Linked DNA regions of Homo sapiens: region 2 is linked to region 1. Evidence: read pairs that join two places in POLR2A ChIA-PET (ENCODE). Cell type or tissue: B cell. All regions are shown on one strand. Links, peaks and the distances in the headings refer to the core of each region. The heading gives the core; the rest is flanking DNA. Region 1 has its middle 17 kb from the start of LINC01647. Region 2 overlaps DRAXIN (dorsal inhibitory axon guidance protein).

Region 1 (8,326 bases), core at 2,963-6,962:
TTTAGGGCCTGGGAGGCAGGCTCTGGAGGACTCATGCCCAGAAGACCATACGATGCCCACTTTGAATTGTGCCTCTGTCTGTTTCACCTGCAAGCTGGCACTGTCCCAGGAAGGCCCCTGACAGCATAGGGCTGGGGTGGAAGCAAGGGACATTCCTATTCACAATGACCACCCTGGGGTGGGGTGAGGGGCACTCCCCATCAGGTGAGCTTCACGGGAAGCAGGACAAGGGGCAGGGAGTCTCTCTACACGCACCTCTGCCCCTACTTCTGCCCCAGTGTGACCCCTCCTCCTCCCATACAGCCCCTGTGAAGTGGCCATCACCAGAAGCCACAGCCAATTTCCCCAGGGAGCAATCTCCAGGGCACTGATTTACTTGTTAGCTGTCACCACGGGCCCTGAATAATCAGGTCTCTTCCCTCAGAAAGGATATTAGAGGCTGAGATGGGAAGGGCTAGGGCAGTGTGATATTTATTTCCCAGGCGTTTGCTGCCATGAATCACAGGGCTGTCTCTAACCTGCTCTCACACAGCACCGCAGGCCTGTCCGAAGGCCCGGAGAGACTTTCCAGGGTCCCAGGGGGCAGCTTGCCTGGCAATCCATTCCAGAGCCCAGCTCACGATTCAGGCTGCCTGTCAGGGTGCTGCGCTGGGGAAGCTGAGAGAGGGGAGGAGGCAGTCACCCTCTATTTGGGGAGAACTCCATGATTCATTCATTCCCTCATTCATCTGGGAAACATTTATTGAACATCTGCTGTTTCCTGCTGCGCACTGGGCTGGGGGCTGGGTATACAGGGGCGAACCAGCCAAGCCGGGTCCTGTCCTTGGGAGCATAAGTGGTGTTTCCTTTTCCATCTTTCTGCTCCCACCCAGGAGGCAAGACTGTTATGAGCTCTGGCTGGGGGCGGGAATAGATCTCTACATTCCCTGTCCTGCCCCCTCTCCCACTCCCGTCCCCACCCCATCCCACATTGGCCCAGATGGTTGAGCAAGATAACTCAGTCCCTTAATGCTGCAGTGATATTTCCCAACGTTGTCCCAGGACTCCTCTGCAAAAGCAGAGGAGTTTCCTTCTCCTGGGTGGGAGAAGGAAACTCTTACTTTTTCAACCCCAACTCTTGTCCGGCCCTTCACCAAGGCTACTTACGTTATCCCATTTAACCCCCATTGTACAGAGGAGGAGATGTGCCCAGGGTCACGCCACAAGCGGCGGTGTGCTGCAGTGGGCTATAGCCGTATGCCTCTCTTCCCAACTTGGCCTTCGATGACTTCAGGTTGGTGGTGTGAAATTGACTGCAGTGGGAGTATTTATACCATGGGAATGGGCAGGTGCTGTGAAATTGACCGCAGTGGGAGTATTTATACCATGGGAATGGGCAGGTGCTGTGAAATTGACTGCAGTGGGAGTATTTATACCATGGGAATGGGCAGGTGCTGTCAATCAGGGGGTTTCCTCTTTGCAGGGCTATCTCAGCATGGACCAGTGCACCACTGCACCCAGATGCTTTGACTGATGCTCTTCTCTGGAGCAGCAGCAGAGGATGGCTGTCACATTGGAGCAGCAAAAGATGTCTCTGCTGCTGGGAAGCGGTTGCTTGTTGTGGAAGAACTGAGGAATAGTAACATGAATTCCCATTGGAGAGTTAAGAGTTTTCAACCCCTGCGTGGCCACTTTTTAACATCACAGGTGGCTTTAACAGTCGGGTGTGGTGCCCTGCCACCCTTCCCTCCCATACCCAGGTTGATGGTGGAGCTAAGGCCTTGTTGCTAATTGAGGTCTCACTCAAGGTTAATAGGTGCTTTTATTGGTGTGAGTGATAGCTTTTCACTGGGCTCTGAGAACATGGCAGGAATCTGGTCAGGGGGCAGTGCACTGAACACCCCCCCCACAAGAGATAAACACATATGTGTCCTCTAGGATGCATTTTTTCTATGCTAGTGTCTTTTTTTTTCTTTGCTCATCCTTCTGATCTCAGCTTAAACATCGTGCCCTCAAGGAGACCCTGACCATCCTATCTTTTATTTATTTATTTATTTTTTGAGACGGAGTCTTGCTCTGTAGCCCAAGCTGGAGTGCAGTGGCGTGATCTCGGCTCACTGCAAACTCCGCCTCCCGGGTTCATGCCATTCTCCTGCCTCAGCCTCTGGAGTAGCTGGGACTACAGGTGCCCGCCACCACACCTGGCTAATTTTTTTGTATTTTTAATAGAGATGGGGTTTCACCTGTGTTAGCCAGGATGGTCTCGATCTCCTGACCTCGTGACTCACCCGCCTCGGCCTCCCAAAGTGCTGGGATTACAGGTGTGAGCCACCACGCCCGGTGACCCTGACCATCCTATCTATGGTATGTTTCTCTGCCCTACAGTTCTCTTTTAGTTTATTTTCTGTTGACGTACCTCTTTGTCTATTTCTTTCACTAGACTACAACGTCCATGAGTGGAAAACTGAGGCAAGAGAGGCTTAGTTCTTTTTTTTTTTGAGACGGAGTCTCGCTGTGTCACCCAGGCTGGTATGCAGTGGTGTGATCTCAGCTCACCACAACCTCCACCTTCTGGGTTCAAGTGATTCTTGTGCTTCAGCCTCCCGAGTAGCTGGGATTACAGGTGTGTGCCACCATGCCTGCCTAATTTTTGTATTTGTAGTAGAGATGTGGTTTTGTCATGTTGCCCAGGCTAGTCTCGAACTCCTGACCTCAGGTGATCCGCCTACTTTGGCCTCTCAAAGAGCTGGGATTACAGGCAATTTGCAACTTCTTATGCTTCCTGTTCATCCTCTCCTCCCTGTGGCTTTCTGGTGCTTGATCTGGGAAGACTTTACCCCTGGCTGATTTCTCCCTAATACACCCGCCTATCAGATGCCAGATGAGGGGGTTTGAGGCCAGGGTTAGGTCTCTGAACTTGGACTCAGAGCCCTGATTCTGCACGCTGGTTTTGGTGCTTACTGGCCATGGGGCCACAGGGAGAGGACAGAAAGGACAGCCTGGAACAGAAGCTGCAGAAGGAAATGGCATCCACTCCCCACTGGGCCCTACCCCAGCCCTCTGTAGCTCCTTTCTCCCAGGGACAATTTCACAGCCACTCTAAAGCTTTCCTGCCTTTAAAAAAACTTACTTTTCATGTTATAAAAATAATGCTTTCCGGCCGGGTAAGGTGGCTCACATCTGTAACCCCAGCACTTTGGGAGGCTGAGGTGGGTAGATCACCTGAGGTCAGGAGTTCAAGACCAGCCTGACCAACATAGCGAAACCCTGTCTCTCTTAAAAATACAAAAATTAGCCGGGCGTGGTGGCGAATGCCTGTAATCCCAGCTACTCATGAGGCTGAGGCAGGAGAAATCGCTTGAACCCGGGGAGTGGAGGTTGCAGTGAGCCGAGATCGCTCCATTTCACTGTAGCCTGGGCGTAAAAGCGACACTCTGTCTCAAAAGAAAAAAAAAAATGCTTTCCATTGCAGAAAATTTAGAAAATACAGAACAATAGTAAGGCAAAATAAAAGACATCTTTTAGACAAGGAAGAACCATGTTGACTTTCCTCCTTTCTTGTGCTGGATTAGCTCCGCCCACCTAAGCCCAAGACTCTGCCTCCTCTGGTAATTATAAGTAGCATTAAAACTGCCTCCGGGACCAAGTTATTACTTCCAAGAATAATAGTCTATGTTACTACAAGAAACTAATTAACAGCATGCAATGAGGGGGAAAAATTCAATTAATTAGTGGCTTAATAAGTGCTCACAATGACTCTGGGCTTGGCTTGGGCGTTGGGATGGGAGGGATGGAGACCCCCAGAGGGCTAGGCATGGGGGGCTGCAGAGGTGGGGCAGAGCACAGGGCTTGGGAATGGGCGGGGTCCTGTAGGAACCTGAGAAGCCCAGAGAGCCTAGTCAAAGAGGAAAGAAACCTGTTTGTTTCTGTTTCTGTCTGTTTTTTGCAGACCTCGTCCTGAGCTGAAGCTCTCAGCCTTACTGGTAACACTGGGTGGGGAGGGGTCCTTGGTCTGGTGTTGTCCCAACATGGTGGTTTGGCAGGTGCAGGGAAGTGAGGAAAGACTTGCTTTTTTCTGTCCTGCAGGCTGGAGGTGGGAAGGGGAGGTGAGCACACGGGTGCCCTCTTCTCTGTCACAGCCCCCGCCCACCCCACCCCTTGGGCTCTTCCCAACTCTCAGCCAGAGTCTTGGAGTCAGCTCTGACATTGCTCCTCCCCAAGCCCACCTCCCACCTGGCAGAAACTCTTGGGGCTGCTCCCTGCTAAGCGGTTCCCCTGCTTCCCTTCCTCACCCTCACCCCCATCCCACCATCTCCTCCACCACATCCTGAAGGGGAGACTCCTGCAGTGATCTGCCTGGCGCCCACCCCTTCTCCTCCAGCCCGTCCACCACCCGACAGCCACTGGGGACTGACGCCAGCACCACTGGGGAATAGGACGAGGTCAGGCCCCTACTTTGAGCCACGAAGCCCCAGCTGGACTGGCACCAGCTCCTCTTCCAGGCTCTCTGTGGCCCCAACACCACATCTGCTTTGAGTTATTTGAATGAGACTAATGCGGAGTTGCCAAACACCGATGGCTCTCAGGGCTTGGGGCCTTCTATTGCACAGATCCCTTCCGAGGCCCTGAGAGGGGCCTTAGCCTCATGTCCACACGCTTATGTGTGTTTGTAAAATTTGCAGATGTAGATGATGTGAACTGCAGTCCATGAAGACCGACCATACTATTGTCTCTGTCCACTCAGACTTCCCGCCTCCGCAAAGTGATCAGATGAAACGGGATTGATCAGAATGCCTGCATTTGGAGGTGCGTTCGTTTCTGACAGCCTCTGTAACAAACAATCACAAATGCAGTGGCTTCGGCAACACAAATGGACTAATTCACGGCTCTGCAGGTCAGAAGTCCAAAGTGGGTCTCCCTGGGCCAAAATCAAGGTGCATTCCCTTTCGGAGGCTTTAAAAGGAAATTCACGTCCATGCATTTTCCAGCTTCCAGAGGCTGCCCGCATTCCTTGGTGTGTGGCCCCGACCCTCATCTATGTTGAACTGGGTCCTTCTCACACTGCTCTGTCTCTGATTCTCCCTCTTATCTCTTCCGCCTTTTTTTTTGTTTTGTTTTTTTGAGACAGAGTCTTGCTCTGTTGCTCAGGCTGGAGTGCAGTGGCAGGATCTCGGCTCACTGTATCCTCCACCTCCCAGGTTCAAGCAATTCTTACGCCTCAGCCTCCTGAGTAGCTGGGATTACAGGTGTGAGCCACCATGCCCAGCTAATTTTTGTATTTTTAGTAGAGATGAGGTTTTGCTATATTGGCCAGCCTCAAACTCCTGGCCTCAAGTGATCCGCCTGCCTTGGCCTCCCAAAGTGCTGGGATTACAGGCATCAGCCACCGCACCCAGCCACCCTCTTCCACTTTTAAGGATCCTATGATGACTTTGGGCCCACCTGGCTCATCCAGGATAATCTCCCTATTTTAAAGTCAGCTGATGAGCAGCTTCAACTCCCTTTGCCATGTAACCTAATATAGTCACAGGGGATTGGGGCATAGACAGTTTTGGGGGGCTATTATTCTGCCAGCCACAGTAAGGCACAAACCTGTCGCAGCTCTACAGACAATAAATGTGTGTGTGTGTGTGTGAGTGTGTGTTAAGACACATGTTTTGTGCATCCTACATAACAAAATACATTTATTATATATGTATGTATATATACACATATGTGTCTGTGTATATGAATGTATGTATATATATATTTTCTTTTTTTGAGACAGGATCTTGCTTTGTTGCCCAGGCTGGAGTGCAGTGGCACAGTCATGGCTCACTGCAGCCTTGATCTCTCATGCCCAAATGATCTTCCCACCTCAGCCTCCCAAGTATAATATTAATAGCTGGGATCACAGGAGTGTGCCATCACACCTGGCTAATTTGTATGTGTATATTTCACTCAGCCATGCTGGAGGAATTATCTATCTTCTCTCTAGAAAATGATATTACAAAATCTTGACAGTTAAAGGGGGAATCCAAAAAGAACATGCAGCCAAAAATGAAAGAAAAAAATATGTGTGTTGAGCAGTTAATGAAAATATATTTTAAAATGTATTTTAAATGTAATTTGTAACACTTTTTCCTTCTAAATAAGCATGAACTTTCATGCCTAATTTTACATTCTTTTAAAAAAGTCCAGTGGGGTGTGGTGTCTCATGCCTATAATCTCAGCACTTTGAGAGGCCGAGGCAAGAGGGTCGCTTGAGCTCAGGAGCTCAAGACCAGCCTGGACAATATAGTGAGACCCCAATCTACAAAAAATTTTTAAAAAATGTAGCCAGGTGTAGCAGTGCACGCTTGTAGTCCCAGCTACTCAGGAGGCTGAGGTGGGAGGATCTCTTGAGACTGGGAGGTCAAGGCTGCAGTGAGCCGTGATCGTGCCACTGCACTTCAGCCTGGGTAGAGTGAGACCTCGTCTCAAAAAACCCGCAAACCACAACCTAGGATCCTCTGCTGCTCCCACCCCAGGGCCTTTGCACATGCTCTCATCTGTGTTGAGAGTGCTCCATGTCTCCTCCATTCTCTTCTCTTAGCTTAACCCTCAGACTTCAGCTCAAGCTTTAGTGCTCCACAAAAATCTTCTCTCTGGTCGGACACAGTGGTTCGCGCCTATAATCCCAGTACTTTGGGAGGCCAAGGTGGGCAGATCACATGAGGTCAGGAGTTTGGGACCAGCCTGGTCAACATGGTGAAACCCTGTCTCTACCAAAAATACAAAAATGAGCTGGGCACCTGTAATCCCAGCTACTCGGGAGGCTGAGGCAGGAGAATCGCTTGAACCCGGGAGGCAGAGGTTGCAGTGAGTTGAGATTGCGCCACTGCACTCCAGCCTGGGGGACAAGAGCGAAACTATGTCTCAAAAAAAAAAAAGAAATCTTCTCCTTTCATGTTCCCCCTTCCCCACAGTTGGTCTCCTGGACCTCTGATTTGTGGCCCCTCTGCAGTGATAACTCATGATTCGTGAACTTGCCTGCTGCTGTGTCCCCTGTTGGAATGCCAGCCCCGTGACCTTGCCTGTCTTGCTGCTGTTTTCCCCACTGATTGACACAGAGTCCAGCACACAGTAGGAACTCAATAAATTACAGGCAAAATGAGAGGATGAGTACAAGGGTGGGTAAAAGGTGTTCTCAGGGTGGGAGGGGGGAGTACACCTGAATGCACGTACCCATCCCAGGTCTCACTGCTCGCATGTGCTAGAGCTGGGATTCAAACTCAGAACCTTCCCATGTCAAATGCGTCCCTTCCACCACCCTGTACATTTGAGGCCAATGGCCATTTAATGGATGCCCAAATGATGGATGGCAGAGGCGTGTGTCAGTAAATCCTAAGGCAGGAAGTTGGTGAAGGGCTAAGCTGGATTAAATGGTGGGGTGATAGGGAGCCACAGTGGGTTCTGGAGCACCACCGGTGGTCATGGCCTGTCCTTGGGTGAGTCTGCTCTGGAGAAGGGTCCCTGACCTGGCCCCAGTCAGCTGGGACCAGCAGCTGAAACTGCAGCCTGCCTGTCTGCACTGACCTGTCTTCCCATGGCCCCTCCGTTATGCCTACCAAAGCCAGTTGCTGTGGGCTGGCCATTTCCAGAGGGAGGCCAAGAAGGCGTTTATTGAATTTATGATTTTAATTTATTACAATTCTAATCCCATTATGGGTTCCTTTTTGTCTGCAGCCTGCACAGCAGTGGAGTTTAATTATGGCCAAGCAAGATTTCCCCTACTCAGGGGACCTTTCCTGCCAGTCCTGGTGGCCTCCTGATTGCTTCAGAGGTGGTGGTGGGAGGGTTAGGAGGTGCAGAGTGGAGAAGGAGAAGCTCACTGGTGCCCGGGAGTGGCAGGCTGCTGCAACCCTTCCTGCATTTGGCAGCTGTACTGTGCAGGATGTGTGGGGATGCCTAGTGAGTGACAATTAGGACTGTAGTAAGTGGCTGTGCTGGGCGAGCAGTGTGCAACCTGCACAGCTGTACAGACAGTCTTGGGTTATCCAGAGATAGGCAGGTCCTGGAAGTAGGAGGGAGGGGACCCTAAGGGTCCTGCCAGGGTGTGTGTATCAAAGGTTCCACAAAAATGACTGTCTGGGGTGGGTCTAAGACTCTACTGCCCACTCAGAAAAAGGAATGTCTTCCAGATGGTCGGGGTCCCCAGAGGGAGGCCTGAGCAGAGAGAATGGGTCACAGAGTGGAGAGAAAAACATGGTAAGACAGGGGTTGGGGTCAGGTGCTGCTGCCAGCTTTGCCAGGAGTCCCTGTGTGACCTTAGGTCACATTTAGCCTCTCTGGGATGCTCTTTCTTCTGTTGGGAAATAAGCAGAAT
Region 2 (8,326 bases), core at 3,786-7,785, 100 kb before region 1:
GGGGGGATGCGGGGAGGTGGGAAGCACGGAGAAACAAAAGAAAGTGAAACTGTCGGTATCCTCAAAGGAACCGGAGTTCCTGCCACGACCTATTCTTGGCTATGGAAGGACATAATAGACCCCCACGTGGCATTCCACAAGGCTTGGGGTCATGTATTGAGTGAGTACAGACACTCCCCAACTTACAATGGTCTGACATGATTTGTCTACTTTCCAACAGTGCGAAAGCGATCTGCGTTCAGTAGAAACCATATTTCCAGTCCCCAGTATAACCGTTCTGTTTTTCACTTGCAGTATAGTGTTCAATAAATTCCATAGGGTTTTCAGCACTTTATTATGAAATAGGCTTGTTTTTCATGATTTTGCACAACTGTAGGCTAATGTAAGTGTTCTGAGCATGTTTAAAGTAGGCTAGACTAAGCTATGATGTTCAGTAGGTTAGGTGTATTAAATGCATTTTATTTTCTTTTTTTGAGACAGGGCCCTCTAGGTGCTCTGTCACCCAGACTGGAGTACAGTGGTGCAACCTTGGCTCACTGCAGCCTCCAACTCCTGGGCTCAAGTGATCCTCCCATCTCAGCCTCCCAAGTAGCTGGTATTACAGGCTCACACCACCATGCCCAGCTAATTTTGCTTTTTTTTTTTTTCTTGAGATGAACTCTCACACTGTCGCCCGGGCTAGTGTGCAGTGGGGCGATCTTGGCTCGCTGCAGCCTGCACCTGCCGGGTTCAAGCAATTCTCCTGCCTCAACCTCCCAAGTAGCTGGGACTACAGCCATGTGCCACCACACCCGGCTAATTTTTGTATTTTTAGTAGAGACGGGGTTTTACTGTGTTGGCCAGGCTGGTCTCAAACTCCTGACCTCATGATCCACCTGCCTTGGCCTCCCAAGGTGCTGGGATTACAAGCGTGAGCCACCGTGCCCGGCCAGAGGGGACATTTGTTTCTGTGACTACTTAAAACTAATGAGGGCTGACTCTGAACGATTTGTCCCGATGGCACAGAATTCAATCTTACAGCGGCATCCCTTGCTGACACTTATGGACTCCAGCCAGCCTCCATAAATACTCCTTGAGCTTTAAAACACAGGAAATCATGCCTGATGTTCCGGCTGCTCTGCCACCTCATCAGGGTCCTATGAAAATTACTGCCGGTTAAGAATGATCCCCGCCAGGCCTTCCCAGACATGTGGCAATAGTGCCCTGTCCCTCCAGAGACCCTTGTGCTCAGAGAACCCATCAGAATGCCCTATGGAACCTTTGGTGATTGTAGAAAAGGCAGAAAAGGAAATTGCCTGTGCCCTGTTGGAGTCCAGGAAGCTGTGGCTGTGTTAGAAACCACCCAGAACACAAGCGGAAGTAAGAGGCTATTGCCCAAGAGGAAGGAGAGGCACTTCAGCTACTCTCAAATTCTGACCTATGGTATTTCCTTCAACCCCTGCTGCATACAGCAGCAATCCTCTTATTTTATTGTGTGCGTGTGCACGCACATGTGCAGGTGTGTGTGTGTGTGCATGTGTGTAGGTGTGCATGGGCATGTGCATGGGTGTGCATGTGCGGTGGTGTGTGTGTGTGCATGTGTGTAGGTGTGCATGGGCATGTGCATGGGTGTGCATGTGTGTGGGTGTGGGTGTCTGCATGTGCGGGTGCGTGTGTGTGCGTGTGCATGTATGTGTGGGTGCGTGTGTGTGTGTGCATGTGCATGCTCACGTGCTTTCCTCAACTCTGAGCATCTTGTTCAGAGATCAACTCCAGCCCCTGGCCCAGGCCCTGCACGGAGCGAGTTTCAATGTGTGCTGCTTGCCTCCCGCCTCCCATGGCCTGTCCTGGTTGTGTCATAACTTCAGGCTGCTTCCTCCTCCTCTCTTCGTTCTCCCATTTTTCCACGTGGATGCTGCTGGAATTCCAAGGGAGGCGTTGGAGGGCTCTGGCTGAATCTGAGTGATGGCTCAGATACACACATGAGGCCTGTTGTGGTCACTGAGCCCGACGGCCCGAGACGCCTATCTGCCATGGGGTTTATCTTTGGTGTTTGCTTTCACTGCTTTCAGGCCTCACTGGCGGTGGCTTTCACGTCTGACTCTGCTGCAGGCTCTTCGAGGTCTCATCTTCCTTGCAGGGGGCCAGTGGCCACAGGGAGAGAGAAGAGAAGAACGAGGAAGTGGGTGGGGGAGGGGAGGGTGCTTCCACTGGCTCTCTGGAAGGAATCCAGCCCTCTTCCTCTCTGGGAAGCCGGCCTGAAGGTGAATCCAACTTCGGTCCTGGCAGCCCCCTGCCTGACAGCGGCCTCGATGGGTCCTAAATGAGTGGCACAGTGCCTGTGAGGTGGGAGTAGGGGTGAGATCAGTGATCAGCTCCTAGTAGGTGCTCAGTAAACTTCAGGTATTTGAGAGGCAACACGGGGTCATGGACATGATCAGGTTTTGGAGTCAGGCAGACCTGGGGGAGGCCTCTCCAGCACCACTTTGGGCAAGTGGCCTTAATTCCTTTGTGCTTCCATTTTCATGCTTGGCAAAAGAAGGTCTAACAGTTCCCAGTTACGCAAGAGGAGGGGCGCCTCACGCCGTCAATGGAGGCCAGGGCTGTGTCTGGAGGAAGGTGTTCCCTCTGTACACAGGTATTCTGCTCTGTGCCAGGCGCTGACACAGGTCAAGGTCGGGATGCACAGTGCCAGTTCAAGACCACAGCATATAGCGCCGTCCAATTGTGCCCTTGCCGCAGTGCCTAATCGCCAGCAGGGACAGAGCCCAGGCTCCTGACTGTGGTTCCCCAGTGCAAACGTGTGAGTTTCAGGATATGCCATCGTGTGTTGGGGGAGGTGTGATGAAGGGACAGGGGCAGCTCTGTTTTGTCATTTGCTGACCCAGTCAGGCATCCATTCATATCGCTCCTCACCCGATCCCTCCCCACCCCATCCCACCCCAAATTGCAATTTCATGTCCTAACACTGGGTAGACACTGGTCTGGGCCCACCACAGCATGTGTGTCCATGTTCATGACCAGGGTTGGCCACCGCTACACTGAGGCTCAAGCTGCCAAACAGAGTGAGGAAGCCCAGAGCTTCATGACCCGCCACGGTCAACTCTGTCGCACGTCCAGTCACCGGGATCTGAGCTGGGGAGCTGAGCTCCAGAAAGCTCCATGATGGTCAATTTCGTGTGTCAGCTTGGGCAAGTTCTAGTATCCAAGGTTTCAGTCAAAAAAGAATGTAGGTGTGTGTGAGGGCATCTGCAGTCAGTTGGCTTGAAGGAAAGGAGGGTACCCCTGAGAATGTGGTGGGCCTCATCCTATCAGTTGAAGGCCTTAAGAACAAAAACTGAGGTCTTGGGAGAAGAAATTCAGCCTCAAGACTGCAGCATTAACTCCTGCCTGAGTTTCTGGCTTGCCTGCCTGTCCTACTAATTACAGACTTGCCAGCCCCTACAATCATGGGAGCCAATTCCATAAAATAAATCTCTTTATATACAGTCATGCATTGCTTAACAGCAGGAATACATTCTGAGAAATGTGTCATTAGACAATTTCATTGATGGGCAAACATCATAGCATTACACACTGCAAACATCATAGTGTGTACTCACACAAACCTAGATGGTGAAGCCTCCCACACACCTAGGCTCTCTGAGATAGCCTGTTGCTCCTGGGCCACAGACTTGCACAGTATGTTACTGTACTGAATACTGCAGACAACTGTGACACAATGATGAGTATTTGTGTATCTAAACATATCTAGACATAGAAAAGGTACAGTAAAAGTATGGTATTAGAATCTTATGGCATGGTGGCTCATTACAGGCATGGTGGCTCATGCCTGTAATCCCAGCACTTTGGGAGACTGAGGCAGAGGATCACTGAGGCCAGGAGTTTGAGACCAGCCTGGGCAACATAGCGAGACCCCGTCTCTACAAAAAATACAATAATTAACCAGGCTAATTACTGTATTTATAATACAATAATTATTATTGCATTAATAATACAAAACTTCGGAGGCCGAGGCAGGAGGATCATTTGAGCCCAGGAGTTTGAGGCTGCAATGAACCATGATTGTGCCACTAGACATAGTGTCATGACTGTGCGCAACCTAGACGTAAAGCCAGATTCTGTCTCAAAAACAAAACAAAACAATCTTATGAGACCACTGTTGTATGTGTGGTCTGTCATTGACTGAAATGTTTATATGGTACATGACTGTGTGTATACACACACACACACACACACACATGAGATATATAAATACATAGATATTTTAAGATATATAAATAATATCCAATTGTTTCTGTTTCTCTGGAGAACCCTGACTGATCCACCCCAGTGCAGCCATCTGCCCTCCACCAAGGGCTGCACCCAGGCTGCTGGCACTGAGAGCTGACATCCTGTGGCCTTGGGCTTGACTGCCCTAACCCCTTATCTCAGCACTGTTCTGACCTTTATTAGTAGAAATGGGATCCAGTGGACATCCCAGGACAGAGGGGTTTGGCTTTTAGATGGCCAGCATGCCTTTCTGTAACCTTTGACCCAGGGGTCAGTAGTACAGACTGGGGTCAGCAAGCTACAGCTCCTGGACCAAATCTGGCCCGCTACCCTTTTGTGTAAATAAAGTTTTATTGGAACGCTGCTGTGCTCACTCATTTGCATGCATCTGTTTCTGTGTGATCCATGGCTGCTTTCATACGACGATGGCAGAGTTGAGTAGTGGGCAGAGAGGGTATGACTTGCAAAGTCTCTTGGAGGGGTACAGGCCTTCTGGGCTCAGCTCCTCAGAACCATCCCCCGTGGGAGCTCCTCCAGCCACCTGGGGCTGTGTGGGGAGGACTGTGAGTTCTCAGAAGATTTGGTGCAGCAGCTCTCAGACTTGAGTTTCAGTTGTGCAGATTCCCAAGCCCATGCCTGGAATTCTGAGTCAGAGGCCCAGGTGGGGCTCAGAAACCTGGGCTTGCCGTCCACAGGATTCTGATGCTGGGGGTCCGAGGACCCATGTTTTAGGAAACCCTGGATTTGGGAAGCCTGATTTTCCCTGTCCTGGCTAGGCAGAGACGTCTCTGCAGATACGGACACCAGGCTCTCAGGGCGCCCCATCTCTGTGGTCACCACGGCCCCCAGGGGTGTCTGGGCCCCACCTTGGCTTTAGGATCAAGGTCACTGGGAGACATAACAGCCTGCCCGAGGAAGCCCTGGTCAGCAGAGCTGGGCGGCACTGGCTGGAACTGCCACCACGATAAGAGATGTCCTTCCTGGTGCCAAGCCAGGCCACCCCCTCACCAGTTCATGCCCTTTCCCAAGATGGCAACTGACCCTGCCCCAGCCCTGGCTTCTGTTGAGCTGCCTTGTCCTTTCTTATCTTGCAGGAGTCCCGCTTCTGCTCTTCTCTGCACTCGGCCACCTTGGCTCGGAAGGAAGCTGCTGGGGACCGGCCTGCTGCAACCCACCTCAGAATCTCTTTCGGACCTCAGCTGCCCCAACCCTAAAATGGGTAGGGAGATAAAAATCTGGGACTCCGGCCAGGTGCGGTGGCTCATGCCTGTAATCCCAGCACTTTGGGAGGCCGAGGTGGGTGGATCACTTGAGGTCAGGAGTTTGAGACCAGCCTGGCCAACATGGTGAAATCCCGTCTGTACTAAAAATACAAAAAGTAGCCTGGCGTGGTGGCACACGTTTGTAATCCCAGCTACTCGGGAGGCTGAGGCAGGAGAATTGCTTGAACCTGGGGGGCAGAAGTTGCAGTGAGCCGAGACCGTGCCACTTTACTCCAGCATGGGTGACAGAGCAAGACTCTGTCTAAAAAAAAAAAAACAACAAAAAAATCTGAGACTCGCAGTCAAGAGGTCTGGCTGAGGGATTATGATGAGGACCAGGCGAGGGCAGGGGTCCTGTCTGCCTTGTTTGCTGCTTAGCTCAGGGCAAATGCTCAGTCCAGTGTGTTGAGAAGTCATAGGTGGAATACCAGGCTAAGGATCCCCTCCAAATGCCCCTGTAGAGCTCACTACCAGCACAGACAGACCGTCTCCTGGAGGAACAAAGAGAGACACCAGGTGGGCTTTTTAACCATCGTCTCTTTATTTACAGCTCAAGAGCACATGCAACATGACATCATGAAACTACAAGGGCGTGGCACTTCCCCCTCCCCCTGCCGCTCCCCAACTTTAAAAAGGAAGTACAGCACCCTAGGAAGTTGCCTAAGAGTCAGAAAACCCTACACTGAGGGTCCCAGGCCGAGGTGCTCCATTCATTGCCTCCAAAAATAAAGACCAGTTGCAGCCCAGGAGGCTTGGGCCTCAGAGCCTGGGAGTTTGTCATTGCTGGTAATTAGCTACGCAAAACAGGTCTCGGATTTGCCAGCTCACACCTGAATACAAATAGCCCGAATTATCCGAATGTCCCTGACCACCCCACATTTCTGTTTTCCCCGTCGTATCCTAGACCTGTGATTCTCAAATTTGATCGTGCCCAAGAATGACCTGGAGAACTTGTGAAAAGCCAAATGGCTGGGCCCCACCCCCAGAGATTCTGGCTCAGTAGGCGTGGGGTGGTGGGGCCCAAGAATCTACATTTCTTTTTGTTTTTTTTGTCTTTTTTTGAGACAAGGTCTCGCTGTATTGCCTAAGCTGGAGTGCAGTGGTGCGATCATGGCTCACTGCAGCCTCAACCTCTTGGGCTCAAGCGATCCTCCCACCTCAGCCTGGAGAATAGCTGGGACTACAGGTGTGCACCACCATGCCCGGCTAATTTTGTTATTTTTTGCAGAGATGAGGTCTCCCTATGTTGCCTAGGCTAAGATTCTGCATTTCTACCAAGCTCCCAGGTGCTGTTACTGGCCCGGGACCGTAATCTTGAGTGTCTAAGGTCTAGAAAGCCTCTTGCACCCAGAAGTGACCCAGCCATGGATCCTGTATCAGACTGCTTGTTCTGACTTAGAATTCAGAAAATACACTCCCTGCAATATAAACCCCTGGTTCTGCAAACTGCCCTTCCCAGGAAAGGCAACCGTCCCTGCTAACCTCCTCCCCAGGAAACACACACAGTCACCATTGCCTGTCAGAGTGAAGACTATCACAGAGGTGACAGGGCTCAGTCCAACCCCGTGAAACCCCCAGTGAGGAGCCACAGTGGTTTGCTTCTCTGGCCTCTCCACTGTCTCTCCTAGCACCATTTTCCTGGCTGTTCTGTTGTTTTATAAACCGGTTCCTTGCAGGTTTCAGGTATGCTGTCTCTCCAGCTGCAGAGTGAGCCCCACGGCAGGGGCCGTGTGCCCACCACCTCAATGTTAGGTTTTGTTGGGTGGGTTGAATATGGCTTGAAATAAGGACCCACCTCCAGCAGCTCAGTGGTAGAAGGGGTTGTGGCTTTAGGATTTACTTTGTGGCTTGGTCACTCCTCAAGGGGCTGTGAAGCTGTCATTTTCCCACAAGCCTTGGCCCTCATGTCATTGCATGCTCAGCCTATTCCCAGCAGGCATGGAAACCACTCTTGGTGTCTCCAGACAAACTACGGAAAGGCAGCCCTGTGGGAACAGCAGGTATTCCTGGGATCCGCGGTGAGACTCCAGCTGGAGGAGTGCAGGAGGGTTCAGGCCACGGGCCCAGCAGCTACTGGTTGCCACCTGGCCTCCTGCTCAGCTCCCCCACTCCACCCAGGGTATCATTTTAGACTCCAGCACCCATTTTATTGCAAAGCCACTTACTCCTCCAGCCCTGCCTCGGTGCCTGGAATCTGCACATGCTGCCAAGGGCTGAGGCCAGAACAGTTTTCCAAACCTCTCTGACCATGGAACCGTACCCTGACCCTTTCTAATAGAGCATCTCATGGTCCCAGTGTTCTATGGAACACACTTTGGGGAAGGAGCTTGAATGGTGACTTAGAAATGATCTCAGAGTATGTGATGGGTCATTGTCAAAGAACCGACATCTAAAATTCTCCTAGAATAACAAATTAGCTAACACTGGAGGTTTATTAGGTGCTAGGCACTGTTCTAAACACCTTATAAGAATTCTGCGTTCACAGGCCAGGCATGCTGGCTCATGCCTGTAATCCCAGCACTTTGGGAGGCTGAGACGGGGGGATCACCTGAGGTCAGGAGTTTGAGACCAGCCTGGCCAACATGGTGAAACCCCATCTCTACTAAAAATACAAACAGTAACCGGGCGTGGTGATGCTTGCCTATAATCCCAGGTACGCGAGAGGCTGAGGCGGGAGAATCACTTGTACCCAGGAGGCAGAGGTCGCAGTGAGCCGAGATCGTGCCACTGCACTCCAGCCTGGGCAACAAGAGTGAAACTCTGTCTCAAAAGAAAAAAAAAAAAAAAGAAGTATGCATTCACTACTCACAACA

Evidence for each region. ChIA-PET counts read pairs that join two places held together with the same protein. Peaks named below come from ENCODE experiments on the same cell type or tissue, not always from the same donor. Only the 100,000 strongest peaks of a DNase experiment are listed, where the experiment ranks them.
Region 2: POLR2A ChIA-PET joins it to region 1 with 9 read pairs; 3 of 35 experiments call an interaction of 5 or more read pairs at or near these places.

What each region holds. Positions count from the first base shown.
Region 1 is chr1:11,622,037-11,630,362 of GRCh38, reverse strand. No RefSeq gene overlaps it. Among named protein-coding and RNA genes, the nearest start is that of LINC01647, 17 kb to the right of the region's middle. In B cell, for the core only: no CTCF peak of the experiment used is centred there; no DNase peak of the experiment used is centred there; H3K27me3 peaks cover 1,465 bases.
Region 2 is chr1:11,723,564-11,731,889 of GRCh38, reverse strand. DRAXIN (dorsal inhibitory axon guidance protein) reads right to left here. Exons shown (of 7, transcript NM_198545.4): 7 at 6,033-8,326. Among named protein-coding and RNA genes, the nearest start is that of AGTRAP, 8.4 kb to the left of the region's middle. RefSeq lists an enhancer at 4,691-5,678. In B cell, for the core only: no CTCF peak of the experiment used is centred there; a DNase peak (open chromatin) is centred at 6,099.